2 separate regions of the Homo sapiens genome follow, and region 2 is linked to region 1. A link is a loop called in an ENCODE intact Hi-C map of the cell type or tissue named here. Cell type or tissue: heart right ventricle. All regions are shown on one strand.

Region 1 (5,000 bases):
TTCATCCCCTGTAAGGGTGATTATCCACCCCTGTGATAGGCAAAACATTTGGCCCCAATTCTTCAGCATACTCTCAGTGTCCACACTATTGCCATAAAACTTCAAGACCTATCTCATGAAAGGCAGAGTATACCTGCAATCCCTTGACCCTGAACTTGGCCACCTGACCTGCTTTGGACAGAAGGATGTTAGCAGACGTGAACGTGACCAAGCAGTGGCTTGAAATGTGCATGTGCAGCTAGGCGTTCCTTTCTGTGCTTCTGCCATGGCCAGGAAAAGAGCTTCCCCAGGTAGCTGCTACCTTTTCAGCCCGAGACACAGCAGAAACACGTGTGGAGCAGAGACCACACCACTGATTCGTACGCTTGTGGCAGGAAGCAGAGGCACTATCCCCACCCCAGGCAGAGCTTCTCCACTCAACCTGCACTACCATGAGGAAAATAAATGCTTACTGTTGTACGCCTCTAAGATCTCACAGCAAAAAGCTGACCAACACAGCCACAAATCATTATTACACAGCAGAGAACATGGCCAGTGATCTGAGGAAGGTACAAATGCCCTATGGAGAATTCAAAGACTCACATGTTCTCATTTGGGAGTTAAATATAAAACACATTTAGAATGCCTGATGGCACTGTGAGAATCTAGGATTTAACTCTGTGAATAGAAAGAAGATAAGAAGCCACAAGTAATTGTGCACTTCATTCGAATTCACACTAACCCTATGCACTAGCTAACCTCTGCCTATTTTGATATTGCATTTCACTGTAGTGGTAACTAGATTTTTCTCTCCCACCTGTAGCCTGGCATAACACGTTCTGTAATCATCTCTGAATATAGCCTCCACTATTTGAACGGGGCTTCTGCCCTCTGGCTTGAGCCTTTCTATCCTCCTCATACCGAGCTCATTTTTGGTGTTAACCTGCTATCTGAGCTGACTTTGCTTTTCCTATTTCCTCCGTGTTGGCAATTGAAAGGAAACCAACCTGCCATTCCAAGCCACGGCCAGCCTCTAGAGGCCATGCCAGGAAACCCCGGGCTATAGTGAGATCACCAGCTATGAAGTAGAAAGGGCAGACAGGAGGAAATGCTTCTGGTGACACAGCTGGCCCAAGCGGCTTTACAGTTCTATAAATGCCACAGTCTCATTAGACTGCAATAGAGATTGCCTTTCCTTCATTCCTCCACGGGATAAGAACATGAGTTGCCATGTTGGTACAACATGACTCCACCGTGAGTCATGCCTGATAAGTCTAGGAAAGAGTCTTTGACCTCAAAATGCATCAGAAATCCTTTCTCTGGAGTGAAATTGGGACTGATTACAGCCTAGTTATGTAATTTTGTACAGCAGCGTTTCTCAACCACAGCCTACCAACATGTGAGGTTGGATAATTTTGTGTTTTGTGATGTAGGGGGCTGTCCTGGACCCTGTAAGGTGTTTTCCTGCATCTTCTGGCCCTGGCCTCTACCCATTAGATCAGCAAGCAGATTCCCAGCCGTGATCACTGAATGTGTCTCCAGGCATTGCCAAATGTCACCTGAGGGACAAAATTGCCCTTCACCCTTTGAGAACCACTGCCCTAGACAGAAGACCTATAAATTCCCACTTAAGGCACCAGGACTGTCCTGGCTCTTGTCTTTTTCTAAACCTATTTAACTCTTTCCTAAATCCCCTGAGAGAGACTGTATCCTTAGAATACTTTTGTTTGTTAAATTTAGTTATCTAGAATTGCTTTCCATTATAAGCAACCTAAAGAACCATGGTTTCATGTGACAGGAACTCAGTAAATATTTTTAGGGAGCAAACTCATCATGCAAAGATCCACTGGGAAGCCCAGGAGCAAACAAAGCGAGTGTGAGGGTCTCAAGTCCCCCTAAAGAAAGGGGTCACCCGGGGTCTTACCATCACCCACAAACTGAAGCAAGGCCAGGTCGATCTGCCTCTTCCAAGGAGAGCCTTTCTGAAGGGCAATTCCATAACCGGTGGTGGCAAAGATGTACCCACTCCCGATGGTCACCAGCTTGCAGCCTTCATCCCTCCCAGCCTTGTAATTCAAGACTGCGGCATCGTAGATGAAAGCGTCCAGCTTCCTGAAATGACAAGAAACCAGGGGGTCATAGGGGTGGCCAGGTACCACCTCGGGGTCCAGCTCCTGAGGCCTGATCCTGAAAGCATCCCACACTTTCTTTCATGCTGGTGATGATGACTCATGGCCTCTCCATCCCCTCATCATAAAAGGATCTATTTTTAATGAGGAGATAAAAGCCAGAACCTTTTCTCTCCAACTTACAAGAGGCAGCTAAATAAAGACATGAAGGATCCATATACCCAAGTGAGTAAACAGTTGAGTTTGCTGGTTTGCTAAGTGTTTGTCCTTAACACTCCCAGTGGTGGAGGACAGTGCCCTATTTAGAAAGGTTTGCATCAGAACAAAATAAACCACTAAGGGGCAGAAGAATTTGGTGGTAGTGTGTATGAAGGGGAAAGGAACTAAATAGGAATATTTTTTCCTCCCAAAAGAAATACATGTGCTGCTTATTTATCATACAGAAATTATTGCAGAATTTTTAAAAATCCAAATAATATAGAAAAGTATTAAAAATACAATTAAAATTAAAGCTACCTATAATTCTATAACTCAGATTCAACCTTTGTTAACATGTTAGTGAACAGCCTTCCAAATGTTTTAGTGAGTATGCACAAACACGCATACACAGAGATTGGCAAACTTTCTTCTATAAAGACAAGATAATAAATAGTTGAGGCTTTGTAGGACATACCGTCTCTGTTGCAGCTATTAAACTCTGCTGTTGTAGGGTGTTATGGGGCTGCACTGTGTCCACCCCTAACATTCATACAGAAGTAGGGTGAACCCCTAATCCACTGTGGCTGCCGTCCTTATTAAAAGGAGAAATCTGAACACAGACATGCACACAGGGAGAACGCCATATGAAGACTGGAGTTATGCTGCTGCAAGCCAAGGAACTACCAGAAGTCAGGAGAGAGGCCTGGAACAGATCCCTCCCTGGAGCCTTCGGTGGAAGCGTGGTCCTGCAGATGCCCTGATCTTGGACATCTAGCCTCCAGAGCTGCGAGACAGTCATTTCTGTTCTTTAAGCTGCTCAGGTTGCATTCCTTTGTTATGGCTGCCCTAGGAAACCAAGACATAGTGCCAAAGCAGCCATAGAGAATGTGTAAACAAACGAACTTTGCTGTGTTCCGATAAAATGTTATTTAGGAAAACAGATGGGTCCACGGGCTGTAGTTTGCCAACCCTTGTTTTAATCCCGAAAATGTTATTATGCCACACAAACTATTTCACATATTGCTTTCTTCTCTCATTCCATACCTAGTGAATATATTTCCATGTGAATACACATAGCACTTTTAAATTCTTTTTTGATACACTTATTTTTATTGAGGTATAACGTATGTGTAATAAAATGCTTGATGAATTTTTACATATGTATATATCCTTGAAATCACCATGCAGTTCAAAATGTGGAATGTTATCATTTCCTTAGAAATCCTATGCATACCCCAGAAAATAAGCATCAGGTAATCTCTCCAAGGGCACAACTGTGCCTAAATATTATTATTATTATTATTATTATTATTCAGATGGAGTCTCACTCCATTGCCCAGGCTGGAGTGCAATGGTGCGATCTCAGCTCACTGCAACCTCCACCTCCTGGGTTCAAGTGATTCTTGTGCCTCAGCCTCCCAAATAGCTGGGATTACAGGTGCCTGCCACCACTCCCGGCTAATTTTTATATTTTTAGTAGAGACAGGGTTTCACCAGGTTGGTCAGGCTGGTCTTGAACTCCTGGCCTCAAGTGATCCACCCACCTCGGCTTCCCAAAGTGCTGGGATTACAGGTGCTAATTATGATTAGATCCCTGTCAGTAGTCCTGGATATTGTTTCCAAATGTTAAAGTTATTTAACGAGGCTGAAATGATCACTGTGGAATGCAGGGATGAATGTCTCAACTCTAAAATGGGTAAGAAAACTAAATCGGAGATGACTCAACTTCATGACACTTTCTCAACTTTATTGCCTTTCTTTAACAAGAAAACATAAAACAGTGAAGCAAAAAAATAAAAATAAAAATGGCAAAGAGAGGATGTGAAACACTGCATCTTTTCAGAGACAGCTGCCGAAGGACTCCCTATGGGAACAAAACTATTTGGCAGGTTTACAGCCGTGTTCTTCATTTTAATTTTTTTTTGTTTCTATAATGGTTTGAGGTGGCGCAAAACTGTAGGACTTGTCTCATCCACAGAAACACTCTGAAGCTTTGATCTCAAGGTAGGGGTATCAGAGACTTGGTTTTAGGCTCTGAGAGTATTAAAGGGAATCAGATCAAGCAGCAGCAGAAGAGAACTGGGCACTGATTGGCAACAGCGATGGTAACCTAGAGCTGTCATACGTAACCTGGAGCAACCTAGAGCTTGGCTTGATGACAGCAAGTCAAGAGGAACAGCCAGCAATAGTGAGACCTGCAGAAATATGGGATGGAGAGTTATACAAGGTCAAAAGTAACTTGTGTATAATGGGAGTAGGGTGTGTAACAGGAACACTGGAGTAGTAGGTGAAAGGAACCTGAGTTCTAGTCTAGGCTAGGATGATGGTGCAACCTCAGGAAAGTCACTTTCTCCTTTTGGATTTCTGGTTTCTCCTCTGTGAGAGGTGGCGTTCATTGTGGTCTTGCTGAGACACTTGTTCAGCTGTGGTATTCTAAGATTGTGTGAGCCAACAGTCACATTCTGTGGCTATCCATAGGGAAATTGAAACTCTGGATAACACATGTATCCTAAGGACTTAGGGCCGTGGAAGGTGTTGGTCTCTTGATAAAGCTGAGATACTTGCAACGTCAATACTTCCCGTATCCATGTTGCCATGGAGATATAGAAACTTGGTTTTATTTAGACTTTCTAAGTACCACCCAACTCTCGTCTCTCCATTCCTCAAAAAATAAACATATACACACACACATGT
Region 2 (5,000 bases), 350 kb before region 1:
CCAGGAATGGAGGCACTGAGTGGTGCAAAATCCGAGGATACGGGACACCAGGGGAATCCACCTTTCGGAGCCTGCCCTTTCACAAAGGAGCGGCTGCGTGCTCCCAGCCCACTTACCAGGCTGTGTCATGCTGAAGTATAAGCAGCTCCGGAAATACCCCATTGTGTCTTGTCTCCGCTGGGCCTTGGCACAAGCTGGTCTTCCTTGCTGGAGGACGCCTCTCTGCCTGGCTGATTCTCATTCACCCAAGACGAAGGCTGGAGATATTTAGTATCTCCTTTGATTGGTAACTGGTTCTAGAACCTGTGATTGAGGAACAGGTAGGGGAAGGGGTAGAGATTCACTGCTTTCCTGAGAGTTCTATAAATCCTGAGTAACTTGGGATCTGATGTAGGAGGCAAACATTGTGGAGACTCAGAGTTGGGAGACGAAAGTATGGAAGTAGCTGGGGCAGCTGGGGGCTTAGGTGGCTCCACTGGAGGTGATTGTATATTATCATGTGTTTTAAGAATAAGACAAAGTTTTGAATTGTAGCTTAAAGATACAAATCTCAATCTCTGCTTTTGCTATTGATTTGAATTTAAAAAAGTAGGATGTTGGGTTTTGGTCAGAGGACTGAGTCTGCATAGGGAAACATTTTGAGATAATTCTTCTCTGTGGGCCAGAGGTCCTCCATAAAACTTTTGTAGAGGTTCCCATAGTGCTGTGGGTAAGTAGACTCCGAGGTCAGAAGACTAGGGCTGGAATCCCTGCTTCTCTGCTCATCAGCCATAAGTCCTTGGACCAGATACTTAGCTGTTCTGGACCTCAGTGACCTCTTCTCTAAAATGGGCATATTGATGCCTACCTCGTGGGATCATTACAGGAAAGAATAGAAGGCATGTTAAATGCTTAGCTTAGCGCCTAGCATTCGGTAATGTGATCATTAAATGTCAGCTTTTGTTATTTTTAATACTTTTAAAAGCTCAGGTTTTGGAATCAACACAGATACGTGTTTCAAAAAAGCATTGTCATTTGCCTGACAATGGAAGGGTAAATTAATTAAACACTCTGAGCCTCAGTCTTTCTCCTTGCAAAATAATAGCAGCAACAATGAGGAGGACAACAACCACATAACGCATCAGGATCTTGTAAATTTCAATGAAAGGTAAGGCCTGTGAAGTGATTAGAAAACTGGTAAACATTCAATACATAACTTGTATTATTTTTTCTTATTCTCTTGGTCTTACTGGTGAAGGGCCATTGTCTGCTTCTGTGAAAGTACAGAGAGTCCAGTAAATCTTTAGAAAATATGCAAGCTTGACTGGTCTGTGTTCTCAACACTGTCTGAAGAACCTGGCTGAGTCCTACTCACCCAAGACAAAGGCTGGAGATATTTGGTATCTTCCTTTGATTGGTAACTGGTTCCGGAACCTGTGATTGAGTAATACGTAGAGAAAGGGGGAGTGATTCACTGCTTTCCTGAGAGTCCTATAAATCCTGAGTAACTTGGGATCTGATGTGGGATGCTGAGAGGAGGAGGCAAGCATCGTTGAGACTCAGAGTTGGGAGGTGGAAGTATGGAAACAGCTGGGGCTTTTGGGGGCTTAAATAGCTCTGTCGGAGGGTACTGTGAGACCTGGGCCCTGAGGGGTTATGATGGCAGCAACCAAGACAACGTCTGTAAAATACAGAGCATGATCCATTTGCAGCAGGCACCTCAGCAGGGGTCCAGGGGAGCTGGGAGCGGGATCATGGTTCTGAGTGCACAAAAGGGAAGGCTGATTAGAGGAAGTTCTGCCCATTTTCCTGCTATTTCCCAGACATTCCAGGACCAAGAGTCACTTTTATTTTTATTTATTTATTTATTTATTTATTTATTTATTTATTTATTTATTTTGAAGCAGAATCTCGCTCTGTTACGCAGGCTGGAGTGCAGTGGTGCAATCTCAGCTCACTAAAACCTCTGCCTCCCAAGTTCAAGCGATTCTGCTGCCTCAGCTACCAGAGTAGAGTAGCTGGGATTACAGGTGTGCACCTCCACACCCAGGTAATTTTTGTATTTTTAGTAGAGAAGGGGTTTCATCATTTTGGCCAGGCTGGTCTTGAGCTCCTGACCTCTGGTGATCTGCCCCCCTTGGCCTCCCAAAGTAGTGTGAGATTACAGGCATGAGTCACCATGCTCAGCCAAGAGTCACTTTTAAAGGAAAGAAAAATCCTATTGGAGTAATGGAGAGTCTCATCAGGAAGAACAGAGCTTCAGCATAAATATAGACTGAGTTTCTATGGAGTTCCCTGTCATCTGTTTATGGGTGAGGGCACATGATGGGGTGAGGTTTATTTTATCTTTAAGGGGCGTGGACCCAACAGACCTGCTCTAATGCAATTATTTTTGAAATACCCTTGAGGATTTGATATTTACAGCTCAACGTCTGAAATGAGCCAAGGGTATTGATAAGACTGTGTGTGTATGTGTGTTGTGTATACTAAGTTATTTTCAATTCCTGCTCCCTCGAGCCTCTCCTTTCTTGGCAGGAGCCCTTGGAGGCCACTTGGCAGATGGCAGCTGGCCCATAGCTGCAAAGATCTGTCAGTCATGAGGCACCTCAGGGCTGGTATGTTTCACCAGGGCCCTTCTACCATCTCTGGGTGATTGGGTCCAGGAAGCTCCAGAGAAAAATTTAAAAATAAAAAACAGACTCAGGCACACTGTAGGTTCTTTAACTGAAATGTTTTCAGAAGCTGCTTAGGTGGCTTCTAGCTCAAATGGCAATAACAGTGATAATAATTGTTAGAGGACAGTGATTTTTCCCCTTTTCGTAACAGTGCCACCCCAGAATAGCAGGAAGTTCAAATACCTTGGAACTGAGTTTATTAGAGCCAAATGCATGCATTAAGGTCTGTCCCACATGAGTCTGGGAAGAATGGAAGGAAAGCCAAATTGAAACCTGCTAGGTTCAAGGGAGTAGAGCAGAACATTTCATAAACAAAATAAAATCTCACAGAATGGGATGCTCATAAGAGGGAACTGAAATCTCCAGAGGGCAGTGACTTTATAACAACAATGGTGATGATTTACTTGTTTGTTCACTCAGTACACATTCATTGAATACCTGCTTTGTGCCAGGCTCCGTTCTTGGCACTGGGATTACAAGCGTGTCCTGACCTTCACGTTCTATCAGGAGAGACAGTCTTTGAACATGATTTCACTCATACAGGTAATTACAAGGCAAAATCCATCGGTGCTCTGAGATTGACAAAGGGAAGCAAGTCAGGTAGGAGGTTGAAGGAAATGACAGTGAAGATGAAGTTTGAAAGATGAGTGTGAGCCCTGTGGGTGGGTTGGGGAGATGGGGCTAAAGGAACATTCCAGGCAGAGGAAAGAGCATGTGGAAAGACCTTGCGATGAAAGAATCTGGCTCACAGAGGAGACAGATATGCGTGGTTGAAGCAAGAGGGAAGACAAAGATCCTAGGGTGAAGCTGGAGGGGGAGAAGGAGACAATCAGGCTGCCCCTGAGGGGCATGTTGTAGATTTTGAACTTGATTTTACAAACAAAGAAAAGGTATGAAATAGGTGGGTGCAGTGGTTCATGCCTGTAATCCCAACACTTTGGAATGCTGAAGTGGGAGGACTTCAGCCAGGAGTTGAATACGAAGCCTGGGCAACATAGTGAGACTCCCATCTCTACAAAAATATTAAAAAAAAATAGCTGGGCATGGTGGTGCACACCTCTTTCCAGCTACTTGGGAGGCTGACTTGGAAGGATCACTTGAGCCCAGGAGGCCGAGGCTGCAGTGAGCCATGATTACCCCACTGCACTCCAGCCTGGGTGACAGAATAATACCCTGTCTCAAAAAAAAAAAAAAAAAAAAAAAAAGCATGAAAGATCTTTTAAAAATGGAGAGTTAACTAAAGGGGCCAATAGTGGAAGTTAGGAAACAACAATAATGGTCCTGGTGACATGGGAGACAATCTCATGAGCTGAGGGGATGATGCACAGAAGTAGACATGCTCAAGAAATATATTTTAAAATTTGTATAAATTTATGGGGTACCAGTGTAATTTTGTTATATGCCTAGATTATGTAGTGGTGAAGTCAGGGCTTTGAGAGTATCAAAAACATTTATAAGGTAAAATCCATAGGAATTTGTGAGTGAGAGAGTGTTCGGGAACAAGAGAAAGGGAGTGTCGGACATAATTGCCAGGTTTATTGTGAGATGATGATGGAAGTCATGGTTTCATTTCCTAAGACAGAAGATACAGGAAGGGAGGGGGCAGATTTGGAAGGGGAGGGCAAGAGTCCAGCTTTTGTCAGATTGAGTTTGAGGCTTCTGAGAGACACCCAAATGTAGATTCCAGGAGAGGAGTTTTTTCCAAAACATGGAGAAGTCATGTTCAAAATATCTTGACTGAAAATGCCTATGAGAACTCATCAAAATATAGCATTTTAGAGGGAATTGTTGACATCATCTGAAGGAAAGCACAGAGTGCTAGGGAAGGGTACCAGGGTTGGGGGTGGAGGAAAGATGGATTGAGGGAAACTGAGAGGGAGCACCCAGAGAAGTAAGAGAAAACCAAGAAATGAGTGTCATGGAAGCCAAGAGTAAAGTGTGCTAAAAATAGCAATAGCAGTGATTGTCATAGTAATAGTAGAAATAATAGTAATAATGGCATTAGTAGCAGTATTAGAATAGCAGTAGTAGTAGAAGAGGAGCAAGAAGAAACAGTGGTAGTAGGAGTAACAGCAGCAATAGTAGTTGTAGACATAGTGGTAGTCATAACAGCAACAGCAGTAGTGGTAGCAGTAACAGCATCAGCAGCAGCAGAAGTAACAGTGGAAGTAGTAGTAGCAACGGCAGTAATAATGTCAGTAGCTGCAGCAGCAGCAGGGGTAGGAGTAGTAAATGCTTGGAGTTATTACCTGTTTGGTGTTCTTTAGAATATAGCAGTCTGTGTTTTTTTTTTTAAGCAGATTGAGTCACGTGACCACTTCATGCAACAGAAAGTGTAAGTTGCAT

What was found. A loop is a pair of places that touch in the nucleus more often than their neighbours do. Peaks named below come from ENCODE experiments on the same cell type or tissue, not always from the same donor. Only the 100,000 strongest peaks of a DNase experiment are listed, where the experiment ranks them.
Region 2: it touches region 1 in a loop (2.5-fold over the local background); 3 of 110 quality-filtered maps call a loop at or near these places.

The regions. Positions count from the first base shown.
Region 1 is chr16:9,796,374-9,801,373 of GRCh38, forward strand. GRIN2A (glutamate ionotropic receptor NMDA type subunit 2A) reads right to left here. Exons shown (of 13, transcript NM_001134407.3): 11 at 1,904-2,091. The region is part of intron 2 of LOC105371077 (a long non-coding RNA gene); the gene reads left to right. Among named protein-coding and RNA genes, the nearest start is that of LINC01195, 340 kb to the left of the region's middle. In heart right ventricle, a CTCF peak has its summit at 2,430; a DNase peak (open chromatin) is centred at 1,064; H3K4me3 peaks cover 698 bases; H3K27ac peaks cover 3,404 bases.
Region 2 is chr16:9,444,817-9,449,816 of GRCh38, forward strand. It overlaps LINC01177 (long intergenic non-protein coding RNA 1177), which reads right to left and starts at 169. Exons shown (of 4, transcript NR_126397.1): 1 at 117-169. It overlaps LINC01195 (long intergenic non-protein coding RNA 1195), which reads right to left. Exons shown (of 5, transcript NR_126349.1): 2 at 4,904-5,000; 3 at 3,093-3,226; 4 at 1,355-1,413; 5 at 1,197-1,252. In heart right ventricle, no CTCF peak of the experiment used is centred here; a DNase peak (open chromatin) is centred at 2,545; H3K27ac peaks cover 2,513 bases.